2 separate regions of the Homo sapiens genome follow, and region 2 is linked to region 1. A link is a loop called in an ENCODE intact Hi-C map of the cell type or tissue named here. Cell type or tissue: dorsolateral prefrontal cortex. All regions are shown on one strand. Links, peaks and the distances in the headings refer to the core of each region. The heading gives the core; the rest is flanking DNA.

Region 1 (4,406 bases), core at 157-4,156:
TGATCTCAACAGCAGTATATAATAATTCCATTTGTTTCACATTAGTGCCAACAATCAGTATTGCCAACCTCTTAAATTTTAGCCATTCTACTGGTTGTGTAATACCATTTCACTGTGGTTTTTAAAAATTTGCATTTCTCTCATGACTACTTATGTTGTGAATCTTTGTAGAGTGTATTGGCCATTCACTTATCTTCTAGGGTCTGGTTAGGTATTTTTTTCATGTTTCATTGAATTGCTTGCCTTATAACTTAATTTTAAGATTTGTTTCCATATTGTAGATACAATTCCCTTGCCAGATATATGTATTATAAATACTTTCTCACAGTTTGTGTCTTGTCATTTTATTTCCTTAAAAACATCTTTCAAGGAACACAATTTTTGGATCAAGTTCAGACTATTAAGTTTTCATTTATGGTTCAAAGTATCTCTCACTTAAAATCATGAATATTTTTAATGACTGGGTTTTGAAATAATCTGTACAACAAACCCTCATGACACAAGTTTACCTGTGTAACAAACCTGTACTTGTACTGCTGAACATAAAAGTTAAAAATAAATAAAAAAAATGTAGAAAATGAAACAATGTATTTTGTTGTTATTTTCTCCTAGATGGTTTATAACTTTCGCTTTTATGTTTAGTCCTATGGTCTACATCAAGTTAATTTTGTGTTTGATGTGAGATAAAGATCGAGGTTAGTTTTTCACCAAATGGATAATCAATTGTTCTAATACTTGTTAAAAAGACTATCTGTTCTTGATTGAACTACCTTGGAAATGTCAGAAAACAATTGACCCATATACGTATAAGTCTATTTCTGCACTCTCCATACTGTTCCATGAAGCTGCATGTTTAGACCAATAATGCACTGTCATGATCAATGTAGCATTATAGTAACTTAAAATCAGACATTGTGAATACTCCAATTTTGACCCTCTTTTTCAAAATTGTTTTGGTCATTCGAGGTCTTTTGCATTTCCAAATTAATTTTTGAATTAGAACATCATTTTATTTAAAAATCATGCTGTTATTTTGATGAGTTTGCACATTATACATCTACTTGATATCTTAACAATATTGAGCCCGTATGGCCATGACCATGCTATATATTTCCATTTATTTAGATCTTTAAATTCTCCTGGTGACTGTTGTAGTTTTCAGTGCAGAGGTCTTGAAAATATTTTGTTAAATATATCCTGATTTTGTGTTTGTTGGTCGCTATAAGTGGTAATGTTTTATTTATCATTTTCAAATTGTTTGCTAGTGGTAAACAGAGATACAATGAATTTTTGTGTTTTGACTCTGTGCCCTACAATCTTGTCAAATCCACTGCTCACTTTTACTGTATGTTTTGTAGACTCCTTAGAATTTTAAAATATATATTAACATGCCATTTATAAATAAAGAGTTATTTAAAGTAAAGTATATACACTATACATTCTAAATTCTGTCCGCTAATCCCACCACATCTGAGTCTATTTCAATTGACAGATTTTTCTCCTAGTTATGGGTCATATTTTCCTGCTTTTCACATGTTTAGTGATTTTTGAGTGAATGCTGAATATTGTGAATGTTTCAGTGTTGATTATCTGGATTCTGTTGGGCTTTGTTCACACAGAGAATTAAGAAACTTGCAAATCAGCTCAATCATTTTGAGGCTTGTTTTGAGGCATTATTAAGGCAGGCCTGGTGTTACTTTACTGAAAGTTTGGCTCCGTTACTAATGAGTCATTTTTTCTGGATTTCCCCTGAATGTCTTGGTTGTTCTTTTTTTTTTTTTTTTTTTTTCTTTAGACGGAGTTTCGCTCTTGTTGCCCAAACTGGAGTGCAATGGTGCGATCCCGGCTCACTGCCACCTCTGCCTCCCGGATTCAAGTGATTCTCCTGCCTCAGCCTCCTGAGTAGCTGGGATTACAGGCATGCACCACCACACCTGGCTAATTTTTTTGTATTTTTAGTAGAGACGGGGTTTCTCTATCTTGGTCAGGCTGGTCTTGAACTCCCAACCTCAGGTGATCTGCCTGCCTCGGCATCCCAGAGTGCTGGGATTACAGGCGTGAGCCACCACGCCCAGCCGTTTTGCCTGATCTGTAATGGGATGTTCTTCGGATCTGCATAATGTTTAGAACACGCTCAGCTCACAGCTCTGTGGTTGCTTTTGCCCAGCCTCCTGGTGTGTTCTCCCGCATATGCATGGCTTGATAGCAGACTCAATGGGAATCTAGGCAGATTGTTGGAACTTTTTATTTCTGCGTATTTTTCTTTCCTTTGTAACTATGTCCCATAAATCCCAGCCATCTCAACCTCCCTGAGCCCTGGCCTTTGTTTCCTCATATCAGAACAGTTACTACTGTTTCTTAGTATCCCGCTTCCTCCATTAGAAGTTGAAAGGGGCTTCAGGGACAAGAGTGGAGCAATTGTCTGTTTCTTTTCTCTCAAAGATGTAGTTCTATGCTGCCTCCTGTTAATGTTTAAAAGCAATTGTTTCACATATTTCTCCCAGTTTTCTAGTTGTTTATGGCAGGAGGAAAAGTCCAGTCTAAGCTCTTCTTAATGGTAAGAAACAGAAGTTCTACCACCCTTTTAATTCACCTCTTCAATATACCTGAGCTAAAATTAACAGCACCTGATGTTTGCTATAAACATGGCACAGAATCTGAGAAGACCCCTCAAAGCTCAGAGGGTGACAAAATTTCTTGCTATTCCACTATACACACCATACCATGGCTTTTACCAATTCAAGAACAAATCTCCAATTCAGCCTTAATTTTAATATTCTGTATTCTCTTGTTGTATCATCTAGCATGTTCCAAGCAGTCTGCTTTGAATTTAGCAGACTATTAGAGTTCTAGAATAAATAACAGGAGTAGCAGAGAGAAAAAATTCGTATTTTTTCTGCTCTGGGTAGTGATAAACTTAGATACTGTTTCCCTTAGTATTTCCAAATTATGTTCACTCTTCAAAGTGCTCAATAAGCGCAAGTAGATCTGCAGTCCTCTGTCTATTTAAAGATAACATAATGGATCAACACAATGTGGCATGTTTATATAATGGAATATTATTTGGCCATACAAAGGAATGAAGCACTGACATAGGGTGCAACACTGATGAGCCTTGGAAACATCACACTAAGTGAAAGAAGCCCATCACAAAAGACCACATATTAGATTATTCCATTCATACGGACTGTCCAAAATAAGCAGACTATAGGCCTATAAAGTATATTGGTAGTTGCTGGCCGGGCACGGTGGCTCACACCTGTAATCCCAGCACTCTGGGAGGCCGAGGTGGGTGGAAAACCTGATCTCAAGGGTTCGAGACCAGCCTGGGCAACATGGTAAAACCCCTGTCTCTACCAAAAATACACACACAGAGACAAACACACACACACACACACACACACACACACACACACAAATTAGCCAGGCGTGGTGGTGGGCATCTGTGGTTGCAGCTACTCAGGATGCTGAGGTGAGAGGATTGCTAGAGCCTTGGAGGCAGAGGTTGCAGTGATCTGAGATGATGCCACCGCATTCCAACCTGGGTGACAGAGTGAGACCGCGTCTCAAACAAAAAAAGTATATTAGACGTTAGTTAGTGTTGGTGGTGATAGCTAAAGCAAATGATAATTTGTGTAATTAAAATGTTCTGTAATTACCTGTGATGATGTTTGCACATATCTGCAGCTATTATAAAACCAATAGAATCGTACACTTAATTTTTTATGTGCATAAATTTAAGGAGTGCAACCGAATTTTGTTACATGGATATGTTGCACAGTGCCGAAGTCTGGGATTTTAGTGTAATCATCACCTGAATAATGTGCACTATGTCCATTAAGAAATTTTTCATTCCTGACATCCGTACACCCTCCCATACATTTGAGTGTCCAGTGTCTCTTATTCCACAACCTATGGCCATGTGTGCACATTATTTAGCTCCCGCTTACAAACTGCAATTACAACATGTTGCATTTGACTTTCTGTTTAAGAGCTGTTTTACTTAAGCTAATGGACTCCAGCTCCATTCATGTTGCTGCAAAAGATATGATTTTATTATTTTCTATGGTTGAGAAGTATTCCATCATGTGTGTCTATTCCACATTTTATTTATCAGTTTATCAGCTGATGGGCATTTAAATGATTCCACATCCTTGCTGTTGTGAATAGTGCTATAATAAACATCTGAGTACAGGTATCTTTTTTACCTAATGACTTCTTCTCCTTTGGGTAGATACCAGCAGTAGGATTGCTGGACTGTATGGTAGTTCTACTTTTAGTTCTTTGAGAAATCTCCATACTGTTTTCCACATAGATTGTACTAATTTACATCCCCACCAACAGTGTATAAGTGTTCCTTTTTTTCTGCATCCTTTGCCAACATCTGTTATTTTTGACTTTTTAGT
Region 2 (4,406 bases), core at 222-4,221, 47 kb after region 1:
AGTTATGCAGAACATGTTTTTCATATACCTGCTTGCTGTTTCTATGTCTTATTTTTGAGATATGTCTTTTCATGTCCTTTGCCCATTTTTCAATTGGTTTACTTTTTTTCATGCAATCGAGTGGAGCTCCTCATGTATTGTGGGTATTAATCTCTTATCAAATGTATGGTTTGCAAACCGTTTTCTCAATCTGTATATGCTGTCTCTTTACTCTGTTGTTTTAATTGTTGTGCAGAAGTTTTAGTTTGATGCAATATCATTTGTCTTTTTTTTTTTTTTTTTTGAGATTGAGTCTCGCTCTGTCGCCCAGGCTTGAGTGCAGTGGCGCTATCTCGGCTCACTGCAACCTCTGTGTCCCAGGTTCCAGCGATTCTCCTGCCTCAGCCTACTGAGTAGCTGGGACTACAGGCACGCGCCACCACACCCAGCTAATTTTTGTATTTTTAGTAGAGATGGGGTTTCACCATATCGGTCAGGCTGGTCCAACTCCTGACCTCATGATCCGCCCGCCTCAGCCTCCCAAAGTGCTGGCATTACAGGCCTGAGCCACCATGCCAGGCCCTATTTTTGTTTTTGTTGCCTGTGCTTTTGAGGTCAAACCCAAAAACATCATTGCCAAGACCAATATCACAGAGCTGTTTCCCCTGTTTTCTTATAGTATGTTTACAGTTTGCATCTTACATTTAAGTCTTTAATCCCCCTTTTTTTTTTGAGACAGAGTCTTACTCTGTCGCACAGGCTGGAGTGGGCGTGATCTTGGCTCACTGATCTCCGCCTCCCGGGTTCAAGCAATTCTAGTGCCTCAGCCCTCCGAATAGCTGGGATTACAGACATGCACCACCACACTTGGCTAATTTTTTTTATTTTTAGCAGACAGGGTTTCACCATGTTGGTCAGGCTGGTCATGAACTCCTGGCCTTAAGTGATCCACTGCCTTGGCCTCTCAAAGCGCTAGGATAACAGGTGTGAGCCACTGTGCCCGGCCTAATCCATTTTTAATTAAATTTTGTGTATGTTGTGAGATAGGGGTCTAATTTCATTCTTCTGTATGTGTATATCCACTTTCCCAACACCATTTATTAAAAAGACTTTCCTTTTCCCATTGTGCTTTCTTGATACCTTTGTCAAAAACCAATTGACCATAAGAAGCATGCATGTGGGTCCATTTCTAAGCTCTCTATTCTGTTCCATTGATTGATGTTTCTGTTTTTTTGGCCAGTGCCATGTTGTTTTGATTACTAAAGCTTTGTACATATTTTGAAATCCGGTTGTATGATGTCTCCAGCCTTGTTCTTTTTGCTCAACATTGCTTTGGGTATTTGAGGTCATTTGTGGTTCCATACAAATTTTAGATATTTTGTCTATTTTTGTGAAAAATAACATTGGAATTTTGATATGGATTGCATTGAATGTGTAGATTGTTTTAGATAGTATGATCATTCTATTTCTTAAGCCATGGACTCTTAGGGTCACCCTTGTCTAAACGAGGAGCCCCTCCAGGTTTCAGAAATCACAGAAGCCTGTCCAGTTGTGGGATGCCACCACCAAACGGTGAATACAACACCATGGGCCACTGACAGAGATAGGCAGGCCAAACAACAGCAAAGAAGAGTCTCTCTCCTGCTCTCCCACACCTGCAACCCCCATGTGCTCCTTAAACTACAGAAGTGTCAGAGACACTGTGATAATCCTCATATGCCAGGAGACTCCCAGAAAATTCCTCTCAGTATTGTGGGCTGCCTTCCAAGGTACCCTATCTACCTTTCCCCACCCTCTTGGTCAAACCCTTTGAGGAAGCCTGGCGCCAATTTTATCCTCAGCATTTGAGAAGCAGCACAAGCTCAGAGGCCCTCCTTGTGCTAAGCTGTGCTACTCTTGGTGAAGCTCTTCCTCAGCACAGACTCCCCACTCCAGCTCATGGGGTCACCTTGACCTGTTCTCAGGAACCAAATCTGCAGCTAGGAGCCATAAAATGTTTCTACTTAGGGCCTCCACTTAGAAATTCCGGGAAGTGCTGCCCTGGAGTGGGCTGCCTCAGCACACACTGTCCTCGGAAGGACAGCATGCTGCTCCCAGCCCCAGCCTTGAAAATAGTTCCAAGTGTTCCTAGCCTGGCCTGAGGAAGGAAGCTGATGGCAACTCTTTTCTCACCAATCCCTTAAAGACGTCCTGCCACCCCCACCGTTGCCTCATTACACCCCTCCCAGTAGCCCCTAGTTAATCACACGCCCTCGCACAGACACCTTCCGCAGGGACCTCGTCCCACGGCAGAGGCCCAGCAGGTACGTGGGGACTAGGCCTTCAGCGAGCAAACTGCGTAAATCTGAGCAGAGTCACGTTTTTTGCCGGTTTCCATGGTGACAGAAAGCAGAAAACAGGCAATCAAGGATAATAAGCCCCGTGGGCGGCCGGAATCGGTGAGAGCAAATTAAGCCCCCATTTTTCTTCCTCTCACTTCCCCGCCTCCATAGCCTCTCGGGAATATAAACAAGCGTCAAGCTCCAGCAAAGGGGGCCCTTTAGGGCTCCATGGCAACTGCCTCATTCTCCTTCCTCCCTCCATCCTGCCTTTCCCGCTTTGCCTGGATACACCACCTCTCTGCATAAAGCCTCCATTTCAAACAATCTGGTGACAATGTGGCCACTTCACAACAACCAATCCCGAGCCTGCCCAGAAGAGGCTTTGGGGGCCAGTGACCTGGACAGGGAGGAGTGGGGCAAGGATGGAGCAGAGGCTGCACAGCCAGGAACAGAACAACACTGCTGTTTTCAAGCTATGTCCCCCTTCTCTCTAATTATTTATTATGAAAAGTTTCAAACCCACAAAAAAGTTGAAAGGATTGTAGACCTCTATAATATCTTCACCTAAATTCACCCATTGTTAATAGTTTGACATATTAGCAGTCTATTTGCCCCTCCATCCATCCATCCACCACCTACCTATCATCTAACTTCACTTATTTACTTTCCTACTACAGAACTATGATGCTATCACATCTGAGAACATTAAGATCAATTCAGTATTTAACATGAAGCCCATATTTAAACTTTCCCTATCAGCCCCAAGATGTCCTTTAGAGCTTATTTTATTTTTTGGATCCAGAAGCCAAGCAAGGTTTATGCATTTTATTTGGCTGTTTTGCCTCTTTAGTGTCTTTTAATCTATAGGGATCATCCTCACCTGTGCCCAACCCACAGAGGTCTTTTTCAAAAATGACATTGTTTTCCAAGAGGCCAGGACAGTCTTGTAGGATGTTCCACATTTTGGATTATTACTTCCGGATTAGATTCAGGTTTAACATGTATGGTTATGTTGGGCTCTTTTTCCATCATATCGGGAAACATGTAATGCTAAGGTTTCCATTCCATCAGTTTGATCCATCAGTTTCCATTCCATTTGATCACCACCCCATTGTACAGGTCCATTTTCCCTTCTGGGATGGATAAGTTATCTGTAGAGTGGTGTTTTGAGACCATGTGAATATTCTGGTACCAAAGGACTTTTCACCAGATGGTTGTAGCTTCAACCAATGATCCAACCTGAGTCAGTTATTATACTGGGGTTGGAAAATAATACTTTTCTACTTTTGTTAAAAATAGACTCTTTCTGTAGTTATTATATAGCAATAAAAAAAACCCTCACTAATTCCATGTGTCTCTGTGTCTATCATCTATCTACTCATCTATCTATCTACCCATCCATCAATCTATTTATCTATATTGTATTCAGGTAAAATTAACACACTGCATATGTTTAAATGGTACAATTTGATGAGTATTCACATGTGTATACACCCATGAAATCATCACCACAAACAGAATAACAGTTGTTTCGATACCTGCCCCCTAAATTTTTGTGTCCCTTTGTAATCCCACCCAAAATCCCACCAACAGGCAACCACTTACATACTTTCGTTCACTGTAAATTGGTATTCATTTTTTGGAAGCTTATGTACATAGAATAACATAGTATGTATTTTTTGGTCTTGTTTCTTTACTCAGCATAATGTTTTTGAGATTCACCTATAATGTATATATCAAGTTTGTTCCATTTTTATTGCTAAGTAGTATTCCATTACCTCTTTTTAAATTTTTTGATTTGAAATAATTTTAGACTTACAGAGAAATGGTAAACCTAGTAAAGAGAGTTCCTATATACTCTTCTTCCATCTTCCCCTATTGTTAGCATCTTAACCATGGTACGTTTATCAAAAACAACACAATAAAATTGGTACAAAATCTTAAACTAGAGTCTTTATTCAGACTTCATGAGATTTCCACTGATGTCCTATTTTCTGTTCCAGTAGCCAAATCTGTATACCATGCTGAATTTAGTCACCTTTGTCTCTTTGAATCTTTGACAATTTCTCAGTCTTTCTTTGCTTTTCTTGACATTGACACTTCTGA

What was found. Hi-C counts contacts between places; a loop is a spot of excess contacts. Peaks named below come from ENCODE experiments on the same cell type or tissue, not always from the same donor. Only the 100,000 strongest peaks of a DNase experiment are listed, where the experiment ranks them.
Region 2: a loop joins it to region 1, with 5 times the contacts of the local background. A loop is called at or near these places in 1 of 110 quality-filtered maps.

What each region holds. Positions count from the first base shown.
Region 1 is chr15:23,843,049-23,847,454 of GRCh38, reverse strand. No RefSeq gene overlaps it. Among named protein-coding and RNA genes, the nearest start is that of PWRN4, 130 kb to the left of the region's middle. In dorsolateral prefrontal cortex, for the core only: no CTCF peak of the experiment used is centred there; no DNase peak of the experiment used is centred there.
Region 2 is chr15:23,795,937-23,800,342 of GRCh38, reverse strand. No RefSeq gene overlaps it. Among named protein-coding and RNA genes, the nearest start is that of NDN, 110 kb to the right of the region's middle. In dorsolateral prefrontal cortex, for the core only: no CTCF peak of the experiment used is centred there; a DNase peak (open chromatin) is centred at 2,322; H3K27me3 peaks cover 1,087 bases.